Linked DNA regions of Mus musculus: all the other regions are linked to region 4. The links are chromatin loops, found by intact Hi-C in ENCODE. Cell type or tissue: left cerebral cortex. All regions are shown on one strand. Region 1 has its middle 9.7 kb from the start of Wipi2. Region 2 overlaps Slc29a4 (solute carrier family 29 (nucleoside transporters), member 4). Region 3 holds the start of Radil (Ras association and DIL domains). Region 4 holds the start of Gm38732 (a long non-coding RNA gene).

Evidence for each region. A loop is a pair of places that touch in the nucleus more often than their neighbours do. Peaks named below come from ENCODE experiments on the same cell type or tissue, not always from the same donor. Only the 100,000 strongest peaks of a DNase experiment are listed, where the experiment ranks them.
Region 1: it touches region 4 in a loop (3-fold over the local background); 19 of 42 quality-filtered maps call a loop at or near these places.
Region 2: a loop joins it to region 4, with 2.4 times the contacts of the local background. A loop is called at or near these places in 17 of 42 quality-filtered maps.
Region 3: a loop joins it to region 4, with 7 times the contacts of the local background. A loop is called at or near these places in 24 of 42 quality-filtered maps.

Annotation. Positions count from the first base shown.
Region 1 is chr5:142,617,337-142,622,336 of GRCm38, reverse strand. No RefSeq gene overlaps it. Among named protein-coding and RNA genes, the nearest start is that of Wipi2, 9.7 kb to the left of the region's middle. In left cerebral cortex, a CTCF peak has its summit at 2,223 (motif pointing right); a DNase peak (open chromatin) is centred at 2,238.
Region 2 is chr5:142,715,683-142,720,682 of GRCm38, reverse strand. Slc29a4 (solute carrier family 29 (nucleoside transporters), member 4) reads right to left here. Exons shown (of 11, transcript NM_146257.2): 7 at 2,847-3,091; 8 at 2,085-2,226; 9 at 1,785-1,972; 10 at 486-726. Among named protein-coding and RNA genes, the nearest start is that of Slc29a4, 16 kb to the right of the region's middle. In left cerebral cortex, a CTCF peak has its summit at 2,447 (motif pointing right); a DNase peak (open chromatin) is centred at 2,446.
Region 3 is chr5:142,549,071-142,554,070 of GRCm38, reverse strand. It overlaps Radil (Ras association and DIL domains), which reads left to right and starts at 2,973. Exons shown (of 15, transcript NM_178702.4): 1 at 2,973-3,091. In left cerebral cortex, a CTCF peak has its summit at 2,920; DNase peaks (open chromatin) are centred at 2,872, 3,241, 3,605 and 4,700; H3K4me3 peaks cover 1,497 bases; H3K27ac peaks cover 1,079 bases.
Region 4 is chr5:142,499,971-142,504,970 of GRCm38, reverse strand. It overlaps Radil (Ras association and DIL domains), which reads left to right. Exons shown (of 15, transcript NM_178702.4): 5 at 1,021-1,058. It overlaps Gm38732 (a long non-coding RNA gene), which reads right to left and starts at 4,200. Exons shown (of 3, transcript XR_003955823.1): 1 at 2,231-4,200. In left cerebral cortex, a CTCF peak has its summit at 2,385 (motif pointing left); DNase peaks (open chromatin) are centred at 602 and 2,364.

The DNA of each region.
Region 1 (5,000 bases), 120 kb before region 4:
CCTCCTGCATACTGGGCAAACACTCTACAAGGAACCTTTCCTGCCACTTTATAATGAACACATTCTTTTTGCCTATTGCCTGCTATTCCACTACACAGACATGCCCCTATGGTTAAAACAGCATTGGGGGTGGGGTCAGGAGAAGATAAGCTTCTATAATGTTCAGTTCAGGCAACATCACGCCTCTTCTCTACTGATTCCTAAGGAGGGGGTGAGTCTTGTGGCTTTAAATGCCATCTCAGAGCAACATTAGCTTTCAGCGAAGATTCCAGGGGTGAGGGTGGGGGTGGGGGCACTGCAGATGTGGCTCTGGCTCTGGGACTAAGAACACAGCTGCTCTCACATAGGACCTGAGTTCCATTCCCAGCACCCAGGTCACACAGCTCACAGCCATCTATAACTTAAGCTCCAGGTGATCACCTCCTTGCACTCATGTGCACATAACCACTGATGCAGACACACACAGAGACACACACACACACACACACACACACACACACACACACACACACAAGTGAAGGTACTGAGGGGCTGCCACATGATTTTGGCTCCCACCTTCTTTCCTTCTGACCATTTGACTCCCTTGAGCTGCAGATGTTCCAGCCAATTGATCACTTGACCAGAGTTCCACCTGGAGCTCTCCCAAATTCAAAAACCCCAAGCCAACCTCCTGATGTGGCTTACCCTGTATGGGAGCTTGCCACCGGAGCCTGGAGGCCTAAGTTTGATCCTTTGAACCTGTGTAAAGGTGGCAGGAGGGAACTGATGCCTCAAAATTGTCCTTTGACCTTCAGAGGTGTGCTGTGGCACATGTTACCCTGCCCCACACACACACACACACACACACACACATGAGTGCACAAGAGTCGGGTCAGCAAGAAGTCTTGCTTAGAAGCCTCCCCTGGTTCATTTCCCAGTATTCACATGGTAGAGGAAGGGAACAAACAACAGCAAATTGCCTTCTGACATCCACATGATTGAGGCTAGCCTGGTCTACAGAGTGAATTCCAGGAGAGCCAGGGTTACATAGAGAAACCCTGTCTCAAAAAAACAAAACAAAACAAAGCAAAACAAAGCAAAAATCAAACCAAACCAAACCAAACACACACACACACACACAAAACAAAACCCAAAGTAGGCATTTGGATTCCTCCACACCTCCCCAGGCCTTTGCCATCCTTTGATGTACCTCCTTCTCCTCCACTTCCTTCCCTCCCTTTCCCTTCCGCTATGTCGCTCAGGCTGGCTTCGAACTCCTGACACATGCATGTGGAAATGCAATGAGCACAGGTAAGTAGTCCTTTTCCCAACGCTGGCTCTTGTGGTTTCCAGTGTGACAGGCCTACCCACAGGCAGGCGGAGGAACAGGAAAGCTTTGGGGAGAAGGCGAGGACTCAGGTGAGCATTGACTGGGGGCTGCCAGCACAGGGAAGCTGGAAGTGTCTTACTAGGCTCAGGGCATCTTAAAGTGGGCATCGTGATGCCCACCTGCAACCCCAGTCCTCAGGAAGTCAAGGCAGATGGAACATCACAAGTTTGAGGCGTGATTTCTTAGGCTACATAGACTCCTTCCTCCACTGAAAAAAGTGTGTGTGTGTGTGGTGGTGGTGGGGCTGATGATTTAATTCAGTGGTAAAGTGCTAGTCTAGCTGTGTGAAGCCCTGGGTTTGATTTGTAGCGTTTAAATTCATTTTTAAAATGGAAACAGATCCCAGGTGGCAGTGTGCTAGCCTAGCATGCACAAAGCCCTGGGTTCAATCCCCATGTGAACTGGGGTTGACAGTGCAGGCCTATAATCCTAGCACTTGGGAGGGGGAAGACAAGGAAGTCATTAACAGGGAGCTCCAGTTGGAGGGGGGGCTGAGACCATCTTAATAAAGGAACAATATAATTGTTGTATGACATGATAATTAAAATGAATTAATATTATGTATTTTGATGGATACTTCCTAACAGTGACAGTCCTGTAGATGCTCTAAATCAACGTCTCTCAACCTTCCTAATGCTGCGACCCTTTATTACATCTCCTCATATTGTGGTGACCCCCAACCACAAAATTATTTTCGTGATTACTTCATAACTGTGATTTTTGCTACTATTATGAATCGTATTGTAAATATCTGGTATGTGATTCCTGTGTAAGGGTTGTGGCCCACAGGTTGAGAACTGCAGCTCTAAATAAACCCTACACCTCCTTCTCTATCTGTAATCACCTTGATGGGACTTTACTGCCAGCCACCAGAGGGCACCATGGGCCAGGATATTGCTGAACTGTGGCTTCTCTTCTAGGGTAGGGTAGGGGTTTGTCCTAGACTGGGTGGGGCTCAAGCCCCCCACTCAGCACTCGCGCTCGCGCACACACACACACACACACACACACACACACACACTCACACACATACACACTCAGGAGCTCTAAGGAAGGGTAGATATCAGATCTCATGGTCAGTTCCCAGAATTTTAAGAACAGAACATTTTTAAAAAGATTTATTTATTTTATTTGCCTGAATGTGTGTATGTGTGCACCACATATGTGGCTGGTGCTCTTTGAGGTCAGAAGAGAGTGTTGGATCCCTTGGAACAGGAGTTATGGGTGTTTGTGAGCCAACATGTGGGTGCTGGGAAACCAACTCAGCAGTGGAAGAGCAGCCGGTGGGTGCCCTTGAGAGCGGAGCCATGGTGATGCAGGCAGGCCCAGAACCACAGCTAAGGCAGAAGGCAGAGGCAGGAGAGTTCCAAGTTCCAGACCTGCTGGGGCTGCAAAGTCAGTGCAAGGTCAGTGTGAGCAACGTAGTGAGACCCTGACTCAAAATCAAATAGACGCCCCTCCCCCTTCAAAATAAGAGAAGCAAGAGGAGGGGAGGGGAGGGGAGGAGAGGGAAAGCAGAGAAAGGAGGGGGAAGGAGGGGAAGGGAGGGGAGGGGGAATTACAGGTATGCCTGGCACGGTGGCTCAAGGCTATAATCCCAGCACTTGGGCAGCTGAGGCAGGAGAATTTCCAATTCAAGGCTAGCCTGGGCCACATAGCAACATTTTATTTTAGAAAAAGAAAGATGGGGGTGGTGGTGGCTGGAGAGATGGCTCATTGATTGAGAGCACTGGCTACTTTCCCAAAGGACCCAGGTTCAATTCCCAGAACCCACATGGCAGTTCACAACTGTCTGTGGTTCCAGTTTCGGGAAATCTAACACCCTCAGACAGACATACTTACAGGGAAAAGACCAGTGCACATAAAATAAAAAAATAAATAAGTCATCTTTTAAAAAAGAGAGAAGCCTGCAGCTTGGTTAGTAGAGTGCTTGTCTAGCATCCATGAAGCCAGGCAAAACTGAGTGATGATGATATATACCTGTCATTCCAATACTTTAGAGGTGGAAACCTTAGCTTTAAGAGTTCAAGATCATTCTCGGCTACATAGGGAGTTAGAGGCCAGCCTGGGCAGCAGGAGACCCTGTCTCAAAAGACAATATCAGATCAGGACTGGCTGAGAGGAAGGCAGCTGCCATCAAGCTTGGTGACAAGTTGTGCCTCCAGGACCCACACTGTGGGAGAAGATAACAGATGCCTACAAGTTGTCTTCCAACCCCCAACGCCTTCACGAATAACCAAACATAATACAAATTAAAACAAAACGAAACAAATCCCTGTTTCCTGGCAGCATCCAGATCCTAGGCGCTGCTAAAAACTAGCCCACCCCAGTGCGAATCCAGAGACTGTGTCTTCTCATCCCATCCTAGGGCCCTCAGACTCCAAGAACTCATAGTCTGATTCATAGTAGAGGCCTGTGTTGCTGGCCTTTGTTGGTGAGGAGGATGGAGTAGAGCGTGGAGGCTCAGTGCTGGTCAGAAGGAAGTATAGAAGGGGATGGTGGCTTCAAACCTTGAGGCTTTGTAGAGTTTAGTGCTGGGCCTTGAAGAAGAAACAGAAGTCTTCCAGAAGGGGATGAGGCAGCAGGGGAGGTGAGAGGGAAGTGATTTATTTGGTGTTATCTGGACTGTACCAACTATGCAGGAGGATGAGTTAATGGGGATGTATAGAGGGACCAGCTCTAGGCTCTGGCTTTGCTGGAACCCTGAAACAACACAGGGTAGCATGAAAAGGCGCCAATGGAACAGCATTTAGCCCTCCACTGTCTTAGACACTAAGCATGGGTCTTGACTTTGATTTACCAATTTCTTCCAATTTGAAGCATTCTCTCCCAGGAAAAAAGGGAGACGTTTTAAGATTCAGAAAGCAAACAACTTACAAATCTCAGGAAGTTCCTGAAATTACAAGGATTCACAAAACCCCTGTCCAAGGTTATAGAAGTAGTTATGATGGACTGGGGAGAGGAAGCTAACCTGCTTGTATTTTGTCCTGAGAGCTTCATGGATGCAGATTTTATGAGTCCTTGCCCATGGTGGATTAGGGTAGGCTTCTCAGGGGTTCGCATAGCTTTGAGAGGCTCTGTTCCTCCAAGTAGCTCCCCACCCACACTCCTGCTAGTAACCCCCATGAAACTCACTGGTTCATCAAGTTGGACTTTGATAGAGTTATTGCTTTAGTCTGTCACTGATTTCCTATGTGGGGGCAAATAGGTGTTTATTCTTGTCGCCCCATAAAAAGTTGACACAATAGGACTCTGCCTAAGGAAACTTCTGGAGGGATCTCCTTTCATTCTCCTGTCTCCAGCACTTTCTCATCAGACCTGACATTTTGAAGAACCCCAAATAAATAAATAGTCAACTATGCCCCCTGAGAGAAGAAGCCTTAGAGCTCACTGGGAGCAACCCTTCCCACCTCCAGGACAGTATGACATAGTGAACCCAAATAAACCAGGGCATACTGTATTCTAGAGTGTCATGAAATGGAAGGACTAACTGCTACCTACTCTTTGGATGGGTCACAAGGACATCACATTGTAGAGACGTGATCCCAAGCCAGGGTGACAGCACCTTTTAATCATGCCAGGACTTGGGAGGTTGAGTCTAGAGGATCACCGAAACATCAAGGCCAGCCTG
Region 2 (5,000 bases), 220 kb before region 4:
ACTGAGCCACGCCCCAGCCCCTCACTGTGGGATTCTAGGCAGGGGCTCTACCACTGAGCCACACCCCCAGCCCCTCACTGGGGGATTCTAGGCAGGAGCCCTACCACTGGGCCAAGTCTCAGGACTTTTGCACACATGGCTCCCTCTGCTTAGGTGCCATTCCTTGCAGCTTCCTGTATCTGTCTCCCTCATTTCTTCCTCCAGGATTTTGCTCAAAAGCCATCTTCTCAGAAAAATTTTGCAAGATTGTTTTCTTTACATCATGGCTCCCCAGTCCTTTCATCTGCCCTAACTTCTCAGACTAATAGCCCCTAGGACTTACAACCATGAAACATAACACATCTGTCTGTTACCTCGGTTTATTGGCCATCTCTATCTCAGAACTGTAACCCCGCAAATGTGGGCAGCATCATGTCCCGCTGCTTAGGAGAGCGCTAGGTGTACAGGCTCAAGCCCTTACTGTACGTGGGTCCCACGGGTCTTACCTGCCAGTTCCCGCTGCTTGGGGCTCACTTTTCCAGCTGCCAGGATCATGGGCACACTGCCAAAGTAGCCATTGCTGATGCCCATTAGCAGCGAGAAGACACAGGGCCAGGCAGGGTGGCGGAGGGCAGGCATGCCACTGGGGTACACACACAGGATGAAGAGGGGGATGAAGACCACACGCAGGCAAGAGCAGGCGAGCAGGTGAGTGCCCCGCCACTCCACGGGCAGGGCTGCCAGGATCTGCAGAGAGCAGGGAGTCTGGGATTACCCACCTAGCCATAAGCCCGTCTCTCTGCCAGCCAGGCCCTCCAGTTACACCCTGTGCCTGACAACCTTGACTGGGTCCAGCTTACCTTACAAGAGCCGCACCATCTCATAACCTGCCCCCTTTACAGTACTGGTGATAGAAGGTGAAACCTGGAATATGCTAGACAAACACTCTAATGGTGAGCTATGCTTCTGGTCCCTCCCAACACTTCCCTAAAGGATTCTAGACAGAGGCTCTACCACTGAGCCACGCCCCAGCCCCTCACTGGGAGATTCTAGGCAGGGGCTCTACCACTGAGCCACACCCCCAGCCCCTCACTGGGGGATTCTAGGCAGGGGCTCTACCACTGAGCCACACCCCAGCCCCTCACTGGGGGATTCTAGGCAGGGGCTCTACCACTGAGCCACACCCCCAGCCCCTCACTGGGGGATTCTAGGCAGGGGTTCTACCACTGAGCCACGCCCCCAGCCCCTCACTGGGGATTCTAGGCAGGGGCTCTACCACTGAGCCACACCCCAGCCCCTCACTGGGGATTCTAGGCAGGGGCTCTACCACTGAGCCATACCCCAGCCCCTCCCTGGGGGACTCTAGAGCACTCCTGGTGAAGGGCTTGTAATGTAGCTCAGTGGTAGAATGCTTGCCCTACAAGGCCAAGGCCCTGGGTCCCACCCTGCATACTCCACAGTATTCAGCAAACTGACTGCAAAGAGACGTGAGCTTGCAGCATGGCTAGGGTGCCACTCCAGCCCTATCTACTTGTGTGACAGACGTGCTGCCCAGCTGGCAGCCTGTGCCTGTGTCATCCTCAGACAGATCCACTAGTGACTGTGGGGCAGGAGAAATCAGGACTGATTCTAGCCTGAAGCACAGTTGATACCAGAGAGACCAGGCAGGGGCTAGACTCCACAGGACAGTGTTAGAGATGGTGACACTCATGGCTACCATTCTTCCAACACGTACCCTCAGCCTGGCTTTGCTCCAGAAAGACCAGAGCCTTACTAGGGTTCCCCAAAGCCACCCTGAGGCTCACCTTGCCCACAAAGTCTGACAGGTTGAACACGGCCATCACCAGGATGGGCAGCCACTCCCCCAGCACGCAGTGGCGGATCTCGGACTCCAGGCCCGGAAACAGGCACAGTGTAATGAAGTAGGTTACCGCAATGGACAGCATGTCGGCCCAGATGACCCGCGCCACGACGTATCGGTGCAACAGCAGGGCTTGTGGGGGGAGGGGAGTGAGGAATGTTAGAGGCTGGCGCTCATGGGGCCCCTGCTGTCTCAGCCCGTGTGACAGCCACGGACGCCACCGGACTCCACAGTATCACGTTACCTCTGAAGGTGGGCCAGCTTCGTTTGACTCGTGGCCGGGGCACATCAAAACGCATGTAGACCCCACTGTTGCTGTGCGTCACCTCATGGGCCGGGCTCTCCTTCGGGGACCTGCTGCTGGATAGGGCTGGAGTTTGGTGCTCCTGTGTGTCAAAGAATGATGGGAGTCATGGGTTAGATACCCAGAGCAAATGGTGGAGCCACAGTCATCTAGACATTAAGTTAGTACCTGCTGTGTGCACTTCCTTATCAAGGGATACTATTTCCCTTGATTCCCTCCACCCAGCCTTAAGTCACAGAGCCTTAAGTCACACAGCCCTGGAACCTGAGCTGGGGCTGGGTGGAAGGGTAATGCAGGATGTGACCACCAGAGGGCGCTCTATCTTCGCAGAACTGCAGATTGGCTAACCCAAGGAGTTGGTAGTAAGAAGTAATGATCTGTATTGGGGTCCTCACAGAGGCAACCCCTGAGCTGTAATGGAAGGGAGCGTATTATAGGGTTCCCCTGGCTTCCATTAATCATACTTTTGAGGTTCTGTTAATCTGCCACAGATCCCGGGCTCTTCTCCCTGGCCATAGCTAGAAAGGCCTCACTTCCTACTGTCCCAACAGGGAGTCATGGAAGGTGGTCCACAGAATGGAATTTCTCAGGGTACAGAAACAAACCTGCAGCTTGAGATTGAGGGATCAATAACAGGGCCAACGAGGAACTCTTCAGGCGCCTGTGTGGGAGAAGGAGGCCAGGCCAGGCCAGGACACTTACAAAGTGGATGTCTCCGGATGCGACATCGTGGTGCACTCGGTAGCCTGCCTGGACGGGGCGGCTGTCACGGGGCCGAGTGGTATAGTAGAGCACAAAACGGCTGCGCCGCACCAGCAGATGCAGCAGGAAGCACAGGAGCTCCAAGCCGGCAGACACCAGGAAGAAGATGATGGTGCTGGCCCGCTCGTCCGGGAGCAGCAGCTTAGTGAGGATTCGACTCAGAGAGATCATCACCCCTGCCGTGCCTGGAGGGGAGGCAGTGGCACATCAACATTCCCTGAAGCTTCTATCACCCGTGCCACCCTCCGATGCTCTACCGCCCTTGCTCCCACCCCACTCCACCCCATCCACCAGCCCTTCCTCACTGGGTCCTCTCTGCTCCATCCTTCTACTGTTCTGGGCCCCCCACCCACAGCACCTGGTCCATACTGGTCCATCATCCTACAAGACCCCACAGCCTGCACCCTGTCCAAGCGATGGCTCCTCCTAGCCCCTCCCTACATTGCCAAGCCCCACCAGTTACCAGTTACATCTTGTCTGGGCTTCTCTCTAAGCCTTCTCCAGCCACTTGCAACCCCTCTCCTTGTCTCCCTGCCCCCAGCCCTGATGAATCTGCTCTCACCAGCCCCACCCCTCAGCTGCCTGTCTATCCATCCAGCCTGCCTCAGCTCCCCTTCCCCCAGGGCCCCCCACAACCCCTGTCTGACTCTGCCATCCACTCACACACCATGGGCACCATCACTGGGCTCTTGTTGGGCATCCTGCCTTGAGCTGCTCCCTACAAGGAGGACACAAGGCTCCTGCCTTCCTAGGCTTGATGGCAAGAGGCCACAGACAAGCCACAGAAACACATAACAGTGGTACAGGGTGTACGCCCGGGCAGAGGATGTGGCGAGAGGGGGAAGGATCGGAGCATCTTATCCTGGAAGGGGACAGCTGAGCCTGCAGTTAAGTCTGCAGTACACAGGAGCCAGGCACACAGACTGAGAGCGAGCACATCAAACAGGTAAGAGGCTTGAGCACGTGTGAAATACTGAGAGGTTCCCCCCACCCCCAGAGCAAGGGCCAGCTGGAGGAGGGTGTCAGGGTCAAGGCGGGCAAGTATGCTGCAGATAACTCATGAAGGTTTGCCCGAGTTCAATCCACAGCCACAGGGCAATGTGAGGCAGGACTTGTCCTGTCCACTATGAGCTGATGAAGACGGACAGGGCTCTGAACAAGTCTGTCTCGGGGGAGTCCCAAAGGGATCCACCATCCTCATGGGCCAGCCTCACAGATTCCACTGTAAAAATCTACCGGTTTTGGGTGTGAATGTGGCTCAGTTGGTAGAGTTTTTGTTAAGCGCGCATGGCATCCTGGTCCCAACACAGTGTAAAGATAGTGCCTAGAACCCCAATACTCAGGAATCGGGAGCAGGGGGATCAGGAGTTCAAGGTTATCCTCAGCTATACATAGTTGCAAGCCAGCCTGGGCTACAAGAGACCCTGCCTCAGCACAACAACAAAAAATCTGCACCTGTGTGCTGGCCGCCTCCCAGAAGTTAGCCTTATGTGGTACGGTTTGATATACCAGGCAGCACGTGGCAGAAGGAGCCCACAGCAGGCTGCCATGGAGGGGCCATGGAGAGTAGCCTCTGAGGATGACACTGGCTAAGCCCGGTTGCTTGTCTCGTTGTGACTAGCTACAGAATAGAAGGCAAGACCTGGTAGACTCAGACTGTACCTGGAGGGCATGTCCAGGGGTCTTTTGGGGTCTGGGCATTGGGTAAACTTCAGGTTGAGTAAGGTGCTGGGTATCAGAAAGGGCATCTGGGAGGTGGCTTCGCAGACAAGCAATTAAGTACTAAGCAGGGTGGTTGGTGAAGGGGGGGGGGATCTGAGAAAGGCTTGGTCCTGAGTGGAGCCAGCTGATACATACAGGCCTGAGCAAGCTAAGCCTCAGCACACTACACTTGCCCAGGCGCATGCACTCACACACACAATGTTGCAAATTTCCAAAGTTGAAACGGTCCTCTTAGAGGAAGGCGGGGGTGGGGGGTGGGGTGGGGGGTGGGGGGGGGTGGGGGGGGGTGGGGGGGTGTCAAAAAGACTCAGGGAATAAAGATATAAAGATTGCAAGTCCAGCTGAACTACACAAGATTCTCAAGGCCCCTCC
Region 3 (5,000 bases), 49 kb before region 4:
TACTTACATATAATATAAATAAATAAATCTTTTTTTTTTAAAAAAAGAAGAAAGAAAAAGAAAAGAAAGCTGGTTTACTGGGATGAGCCATGTGCTCCCCTAAAATTCAGATGCTGAAGTCCCAGTACCCCGGAATGTTATTGGAGGTGGGGCCTTTAAGGAGGTAATTTTTAGTCGTTTGCAACTGTCTTCATCACTTTTACATTGCTGGACAGAAACAACTGAAAAGAGGAATACTTTCTTGGCTTATGATTTCAGAGATATCAGTCCTTGGTCACAGGCAGAGCATTGCATTTTCGAGCAAACCCTCATGAGGTAACAGAAAGAAAGCAGCAGACAGAAAGTCTTCAAGGATGACAATCCCTCAAAAGCCTGTCCCCGCGACCTGCTCCTTCTGGCTGGGCTCACTCTATAATGTCTTTACAGCCTTCCGAAATAACACTGCCAAATGCTGGCCACACCTTTGAAACGTAAGCCCAGGGTGGATGTTTCACATTCAATCCACTACAGGCCACAGATCATCAGTCATTTAGTACGTAAATAAACAATCTTAGCTGTGTCCCAGTAAAACTTTACAAAAAGTAGTCCAATCTGGCTCCCATGCTGTATGTAAGCAAACAATTGTAGCTGTGTCCCAATAAAACTTTATTTACAAAAACTGTCCAACCTGGTTCCCAAGCTGCAGTTTGGGGTTCTCTGCAGAGACAGGGGTGGGAAGTTTGGAGGTGGGACTTGGGTCATGGTCTGGGATGTGGCAGAAGGAATATCCAAGCCTGAACCCAGCCTCTCTTCCTAGCTCTGATAACTGCCTCTTCAGGTTTGTTATTGTTTGTAGGAAATTGTATGGAAGTATTCTAGTATATTGTTTGGTTACAGCCTCCCAGGCTGAGGTGCATGAGGAGGCTGGTGTGAATGGGGTGGTGCCCTATAAGGGTGCCCTGTAAGGGTCTATGGGGGGCCAGTGAGGTGGTTCAGCAGGTAAGAGCACTGACTGCTCTTCTGAAGGTCCCAAGTTCAAATCCCAGCAACCACATGGTGGCTCACAACCACCCCTAATGAGATCTGACGCCATCTTCTGGTGAGTCTAAAGTCAACTACAGTGTACTTATGCATAATAATAAATAAATCTTTTTTTTAAAGGTCTATGGGGAGGGTACTAGTTCATCATATAGACAAGCCAAGTCTTAATTGACCTTCAGTCAATGGACTTCTGAGAGACACTACATCCTCAGGAAGAAGTTGAATAGTGGGAACCTTTTAAGAGTTAGTGTGTGTATCCGAGCTGGGCTGGGTAAAGCCCCCAAGCATAGGACCTGACAGAAGAGGTGCTCTGTAAATGTCTGTCCCCTTCCCCTGGTCTCAAACATGGGGCCATTACTTTACAGCAGCGGTTCTCGACCTATGGGCCACAACCCCTTTTGGGATTGCATATCAGGTATCCTGCATACCAGATATTTACATCCCAATTCATAACAGTAGCAAAATTATAAAGTAGCAGTGAAATAATTCTATGGTTGGGGGTTACCACAACATGAGTGTTTTAGTTAGGGGTTCATTGCTGTGAAGAGATGCTATGACCAAAGTAAAAGAAACATTTATCTGGGCCTGCTTACAGTTTCAGAGGTTCAGTTCATTATCATCATGGTGGGAAGCATGGCAGCATCCAGGCAGGCATAGTGCTGGAAGAGGAACTGAGAGTTCTGCATCTCGATCCGCAGGCAGCAGGAGGCTGACCATATGTCATACTAGGTGTAGCTTGGGCATAGGAGACCTCAAAGTCCACCCCCACAGTGACACACTTCCTCCAACAAGACCACACCTCCTAATAGTGGCACTCTCTATGGGCCAAGCATTCAAACACAGAAGTGTATGGGGCCATATCTATTCAAACCACCCAGTGAGGAACTGTATTAAAGGGTTGCAACATTAAGGAAAGTTGAGAACTACTTCTCTACAGTATAGTTCTTGACAAACTGCCCACAAAAAGATATACTTCTCGGGTTAGGGTGTGCAGTTTGAGATCACTGAACATACCAGAGAGAAGTCAAAGCAAAATACATTATTTGGGTCAAGGACCTAGAGCTGATTTGGTCCCATTTTGCATGGTTTAAAGTTAGTCTGCCATAATTTGACTTGTGTTTTTAAAATTCTGGCTGCTTAGGGTTGAAGTGATTCAGTTGGTAGAGCATTTGTATTGCATACATGAGGCCCTTGGTTCGATCCCCAGAACTACATTAACTAGGCATGGTAGTGCAAGCTTGTAATTCCAACACAAGGACAATGGAGGTAATAGCATCAGGAGTGCAAGGCCAGCCTTGGTCACATGGAGTTTGAGGCCAATCTGGCATCTATGAGACCCTATCTAAAATGTAAAATAAAATTCTACGAAGGATACATTAAAATTAAAGAACTGGGGTTAAATGCTGACAACACACACTATATACACGTATGCAATTGTCAATGAATAAATAAAAATATATTCAATAAAATAAAAGTCTGGCCTTCCTGTCCCTGGTCAGTTTCATGCATATTCAGTTATGTACCTGTCCATCTTTGTCCACCCCTCCACCTTCGTCCACTAACTGGGGTGGAGGCCAAACACCACCTACTTGATCATAGAGTACACAACCCCAAAGCAGGGGGGCCCAAGAACAGGCCACGCCCTTCTTTCCTGCAGCCCCGCCCCTTGAGATACCACGACTCGACTTTGGGAAACTAGCCCCGCCCCCTTGCCGAGGCCACGCCCACTCAAAGGCCACACCTCTTAGAGAATCGTTCTTACCGTTGGGGACCAGAAGGGGGCGCTAGCGCACAGCCTATCTTTCTCGGTCGGCCAGGCCCGCCCTAATACATGTGACCCCGCCCACTCGAGGCTCCGTCTCTGCCCATTGGGCGCTGAGGTGTCAAGTTTCTGTTCGTCTCGCCCGACTCCCCGCCCTTAGAGGCTCCGCCCCCAGAGGCCCCGCCCCTTCGGAGGCCTCGCCCTGTCCGTTGCGCGGCCGGCAGGAGGCGCTTCGAGCCGGGCGCCAGCTCGGCTAACGGCGGGCGTGGGAGCCGCGCGCGGGGGACGCAGCTGACAGGCTGCGCTGAGGTGAGTGCGGGGCGCGAGAAGGAAGGTCAGCAGAGGCCGAGGATGGCCCAGGAGGTGCGGCTGGGCCACTGCGGGGACCCGCGGAGGGTGCGGAGACCGCGGGCTGAGACACGGGTGGCGGGGCACGCGCTGGGGCGGGGCCGCGCTGGTCACGGTCCCCACGGCGAGTCCGGGCGCGATGGAGGCAGGCTTGCTCGGTTGCCATGGAAACCGGCGAGCGCACGGGGCCTGGAGCGGCCCGGGGGAGCTGCACCTGAAGGCCGGGTGGGCGCGGGTTGCGTGGCCCCGTGGACTTCCAGGGGCAATCCGGGTTCCGTCACTCGTGGCCAAGGGACCTTTCCAGGCCTCAGTTTACCTGGTAGTGCTTTGGAGGTGCAATCTAACCTGGAACAACCCGAAAGAGCTCAAGGCGGGAGTCCCGCACTCGCCCACCAGGATGGTGGTGACACCCCCGCCTACACCCGTCCCGCATCGCGTCTCCTCCCCATCGGTGTGCCCGCGAGAGGCATTGTTTCTCCAGCTATTTCTGTATCATTTCCAGCCAGTCCCCCGACAAGTGCCGCGCCTGAGACAGATGCTGAGCTGGAGCTCCGAGGCCCTCAAAGGGATCTGGCTTCTGTCCCTGGGGAGCCCTGGGATGGGGGCCTGACAGGCTGCAGACCTGCCCGGCCCAGCCTCTGTCGCCTGTCGAGTGTTTGGTTAATCTGAATTACCAAAAAGAATTTGATTACTGGTGTCTCTCGGTGCTGCGGGCCACCTCTTGTGCATTCCAGAGAGGAGCTTCTCTTTAATCCTGCTGGGAGAAGTCAGTCCCTTTTTGCTAAGTGACTAGCGGCCCAAATGAAACCTGATTGAATTATGCTTGCCTTTAAAGCCGCCCTCCAGCTGGAGCCATAAAGATAGGATTTGTGGATGAGGGGAGGAGGCTAATGCGCCGTCTGCAAAGTTGACTGCTCAGTTTTTCTTCTGTTGGAATGATAATGTGTTCCACATTGTCCTGTTGGAACAGAGACGTCCCTCCACCCATGTCAGCCGTCGTTGACCTCACTGCCTGCCTGGTCTCTGTGACTTAACCTTACTTTTTTTCCTTTTCTTTCTTTTTTCTCTTTTCTTCCTTTCTTTTTTTCTTTTTTAAAAAAGCAGAATCGGAGAACAAGAAAAGAGACAATTTCTGAGGCAGCCACGGCGAGAGCCCTGCGTGTACTCTTGACTCTCTGGGACCTGAGCTGTCCTCAAATGTTTGTGTGTCAGAGGCGAGAATGAGGCAGAAAAAGGAAAAGACAGGTCATACTTCCAGAAAAACAGATCTGGTTACCCAGGGCGTACTCGCCTCTGTAGGACTTTCCCTGAATTCCAAGTGGCCTTTTGAGAAACATTTTTGTCCTGTGTGGACAAACAGGCTCCACTCTTGATTCTGTGATTAGGAAGGAAAGAGGTCTACAAGCCACTCAGGGCCACCTCAGGGCCCACTCTTTAGTGGCCGTGGGGAGGATGGGCATAAAAAAAAAACCCAAACTTTCTGAAAAACCAAGAAGCGAAAGCTCGGCATTCACTGGGACTCGGGGCCCTTGAGGAGAGACGCTGGTGAGGAGTGAGTCACACCCACCCAGGTTCTGTCATCTCCTGCTCTTCACACTTTTCCCAGCTCTGTCTTAGAGTCCCTCCGGACAGGAGGGAGGGGCCACTTCTGAGGCTCCAGTTTGCACCCCGTGACCCCAAGACCCTAGGAGGGGGCCTAGTAGTTACACATTTGTACTTTTCCATTTCTCTTGCCTCTTATTTATTTGTGTTTTGAGTCAAACTGCATAGCCACGGACGACCTTGAACTTTAAAAAAATATATGTTTATTTATTTATTTTTTTACCATGCGTCCACATTTTAAATTTTATAGATTTTTTAAATATTTAAA
Region 4 (5,000 bases):
CTCATGTAGAGGACTCACATCAGAAAGCTCACGACTTCCTGGGACTCCAGTTTCTGGAGGTCTGATGACCTCTTCTAAGTCTCCTAGGGGCACACATGTGGTGCACATACAGATAAGCAGACGCACACACAGAGACCTAAAAATAAATAAAGATTTAAAAAGGAAGTAGGTCTAGGCATAGTGGCACACACCTTTAATCCTGGCTTTGAGAGGCAGAGGCAGGCAGATCTTCGTGATTTCAAGGCCAGCCTGGTCTACATAGTGAGTTCTATCACAGCCAGGGTTACATAGAAAGTCCCAGTCTCAAAAACAAAACAAAACCAAAAATGCCCACCACCACCCCCTCCCCCAAAAAAAGAAGCAGAAGAAAAGGGATAAGGATCCTTACTCTAGAGAACCAGGCCTGCTCAGAAGGTTGGTTGGTTGTTTTAATTATTTTTGTTTGCATATTTGTTTGTCTGAGACAGGGTCTCACAGCCCAGGCTGGCCCCCATCTCCCAAGTGGCAGTGCTGGGCTGGCAGATATGTTTCTCTGCCGGCTGCTGGCTTTGGTAATGTCTTCAGTGCTAGAAGAAGCAGAAGTCATAATGTGCCCACACACACAAACCATCCCTGCCAGATTTGAGGGCGCTGTAGAGAAGGAAGTCCCCACTAGTAGTAGGTCTGACTGCCATAGCTCAGAATAGTGGTGCAGGCATCCCTTTAACACTGAATAAACTCGAAAAGACAGTTCAGGGTGTAGTGGCTCCCCTTGTCCCTTGAGGCAGCCTTCAACCCCTGTGGTTGCCACAGTCAGGGCACAGCAGTGAGGGTACATGCTGCCTGCAGCCATGAGATCCTTGCAGCAGCACCCCACCGCTCTGTCACCAGTGGGTTCCAGGGATAGGACTTAGGGAGCGTGTGGCAAGTCTGTCTCCCGCTGACCTGTCGGTCCCGCAGGCCTGGGGTGCTGTGCTTGAGTATGTCCTGCTGCTAGTCTCTTCCTCACATTCGCTTTCATTTTACTTTTTTCCTTTCTAGGAGAAGACCAAAGAACTAGCGGAAAAGCAGGCACAACTGTAAGTGTGACCTAGTTACTATCCCTCCCTTAACATCAAGTTCCCTGCAGCCTCCCTGGGCTTGGCTCCAGATCCATCCCTCTTTCCCAACCACCCTGGGAAGCTGTAATGGGAAATTTCCTAGGTAGGCCTGGTGGTGCTGTTTAGGAGGCTGAGGCAGGAGGATTGCAAGTTCAAGGTTTGCCTGTTCTAGATAGTGACTACATGGCCAGCCTGGGCAGCTAATGCAGACCCTGTCCCAAATAGGAAGTAAAAAATCTCACAGAGCTCTGACCTAGACTCTCCCATTGAGGGGTTGTGGAGTGTGGGTAAGCTGTAGACCTCCTGCTTAGGATCTCACAGTGAGGTGAAGGAGTGGCTTAGCATAGATCACTTGCCTAGCACCCGGGAGGACCCAGGTTCAATCGTCAGTACTAAATCAACAGCAGACACTCCACAAAAGGCTCACCAGCTGCTCAGTGGTAGACTAATTACCTAGCATGTGCAACACATACACACACACACACACACACACACACACACACACACACACACACACACTGCATTCCCCAGAGCATCTTTAACACAGAGAGGAAAGATTTGTTTCTGAGTGGCCCCACACCTTACTTTCCTGGTCAATGCACCCTAGCCCAGCTTCCATGGAAAGTACACTGGCAGGGTTTGTGGGCCACCCTGGATTACATATCATCAGATTGGCTGACACTGAGGCCCAGAGCATGTGTCCTCCCAGATCGGAAGCCTTCATGAGAGGCCTCTTGGTGGGACTTGTCAGGGCAGCAGTGGCATATCTGTAGGATATATACTAGGAGGGAGTCAGTAAACTGCAGCCTTGGCTCTTCCAGCATGCTAGTACTAAAAAGGAAGCTTAGAAAATCGGGCCCAGGGCTGGGTGTGGCTCAGTGGGTAGAGCGCTTGCCTGGCATGCAGGAAGCCCTGGGTTCCATCCCCAGCCCACATAAACCAGGTGTGGAGAGACAGGCCTGTAATCCCAACACTCAGACGTGTGTGTGTGTGTGTGTGTGTGTGTGTGTGTGTGTGTGTGTGTGTGTGAAGTTCAAGGTCATCCTTGGTGACATAGTGAATTTGAGGCAAGCCTGGGATACATGAGACCCTGAGACCCTGTATTTTTAAAACAAAACCAAAAAAAAAAAAAAAAAAATCCCAGACAGTACCTGTGACTCGTGCGGGTGTTTTCATACTATCCGAGTAGCCAGAGAAGCCATGCTGGCCTGGTAAGGCTGAGGCTGAGTTGAAGTTGGTCTCTGAGCTAGGGAGTGGACTGGAATTGTGAGACCAAGGGCTCCACCTACTGGTCACATGTCCCTACCACAGACTCAGCAGCATGCTGTTGCTTACAGGTGCCTCAGGGTTGTGCAGTAACCTCCTTTTTGTACAATAGAATCAAAAGACACAGAGGTCAGGACAAAGGGCTGGGCTCCTGCCATCCTCAATCCCCATCAATGGACTTGAGCTCAGGCCACCTCCCATGCTTGCCAGTGTTATAAGCCAGTGGGAGTCTGGACCCCTGGAGTCCGCAGCTTCATGAAGAGACCTAACAGGTCTATGCAGACTAGCCAGAGGCAGCAGTGATGCCAAAGGGCTATTGACCACATGGCAGATCTCAGAAGAGTTGCAAAGGTATTGGTCCTGTTCCCACAGTGGAGATGCAGGGTTGTGTCTCCTGCTTCCCTGCGGACAGGAAGAGCCAAGGCTTTCCCTTTAGCAGCTTGTCCCTGCTGTATTTCCAGAACTCTCAGGGTTCCGTTCTCATCCATAATGCATGCTCATTGCTTTTTTTTTTTTCCAATTCCTTTTTCCTTTTGAAGAGAATGAATCAGTACAAGGACATAGGACAGTACAGCACACAGCAGTCAATCCCACAAACTCACATCTGGGCTCAGCCTGCCCACAGGCTGCCAGATGTTTCTCCTCTGCTCTGTGGACACGGAGGCTGCTTCCCAGATTTCCTGGCCTGGCAACCATGCACTTCCAGTCCAAGTCCTTATGCTCTGCTATGGCCAGCCAGCCTAGCCTATTCAGTGAGCCTTAGATCACTGAGAGACCCAGTCTCTAAAGCAAAACGGGCAGTGCTCTTAAGGAATAATGCCTAAAACTGCTCTCTGAACTACACAAACAGAGACACACACAGACACACACACAGATACAGAGACACATACACAGATACACATGCACAGGCACACACAGACACATAAACACAGACACACACACAGAGACACAGACACACACAGAGACACACACAGACACACACATACAGATACAGAGACACATACACACAGAGAAAAACACGCACACACAGACACACATACAGAGACACCCACACAGATACACATGCACAGGCACACACAGACACATAAACACAGACACACACAGACTCACAAACAGAGACACATACACACAGAGAAACACGCACACACACAGAGAGACACACAGACACATATATAGAGAGAGACACACAGACACACACAGATACACCCACACAGACACCATACATACACATACAAATTGACATATGTACCCCACGTCCTTCCTACACCTTCCATACATCCTACAAACCACACACATACCCACACCACACGCACACGCACGCACGCACGTGCGCGCACATACACACACACACACACACACACAGTAATAAACCTCTCACATACATCTCATGCCCCCACATCTCCCTACATGCTCCACGCCCCCACACCCCCTCAGCACTCCCACACTCCCACGTCACAGGTATCCCTCTCACCCCACCCCTCCTCAGCACACAGAGCTAGTATTTCTCTCTCTGCCTGGCCCCTCCTGCTTCCTGCCTCTCACTTTATGACTTGTTTGCTCCAGCCCCAGCCCCGCTGTTTCCCAAGGCACCTTGTGCTGTAATTTGCATTTCTAATCTGTGTTTATCTCAACTTGGCCTTGTTCTTTTCTTACCAGTGTTTGTTTTCTTTCCCCCCTAATCATTATTTCTGGTTCCCCTCCCTCAGCATGGACTGTTTTCCTCCTGCCTGATGTCATCCTGGGGTGACTTTGTGCAGCTGTGTGGTGACCCACCTCTTGGACTTGGGGTCAGAAAATGTGTCCATCTGCCTTGGTCTTTCTCTCTCTGTGTGTGTGTGTGTGTGTGTGTGTGTGTGTGTGTTGCAGGGTGCACAGTGTGTGTGTGTGTGTGTGTGTGTGTGTGTGTGTGTGTGTGTGTGTGTGTGTGTTGCAGGGTGCCAGAGGAGCCTTGTCCTGTTCTGCCCTTTCCTTTGAGGTAGCATCTCTCACTGAGCCTGTAGCTAGCTCACTGGTGCAGACTGCTGGCCAGCCAGAGAGCTCCCAGGATGCTCCTTTCTTAGAGTGACCACCATACGATGTGACGATATGATGGTATGATGGGGGTTGTGGTTGCCTAGGCTCTCTAGGCAACAAGATACATGCTGGTTTCCTTCCCATGGGAGCTGCCCTCCCCTTTGGGTTCCTGGGGAAATTGAGGAAGGCAGTGAATCTTAAAAACAATGGAGTGGGGCTCTCAAGATCAAATGACTTCTCTTCTGAGCATGTGCGGCTCTTCTGCATGCCACTGTATAAGTCACGCTGGGGTGAAGAGCCAACAAGACTCGGTGCTGTGCAGGCTAAGCACGGTGCTCAGCAGCTGACACAGGAGAGATGGGCACCAGCCAGCTTCTTCCCACCCAGGCGCAGGACAGAGAGGGCACCATTGTTTGTGGACTAAACTGAAATGGCCGGATAGAGCCTGGGACTGCAGGGGAGAGTCTGGCAGCCCTGGGACAACAGGAGAAAGACCAGACCCTCCCTCCTGACCCCCCACCCCCCATCAGCCCCATTAAGTCCCCAGATGTTCCCATGGGTGTGGACAGTTCCTTAGGAGCCCCAGGCTGTGTAGCAACATCAAATGGCAGGCATTTGTGGCTCCACAGTCTTTAACTTTGA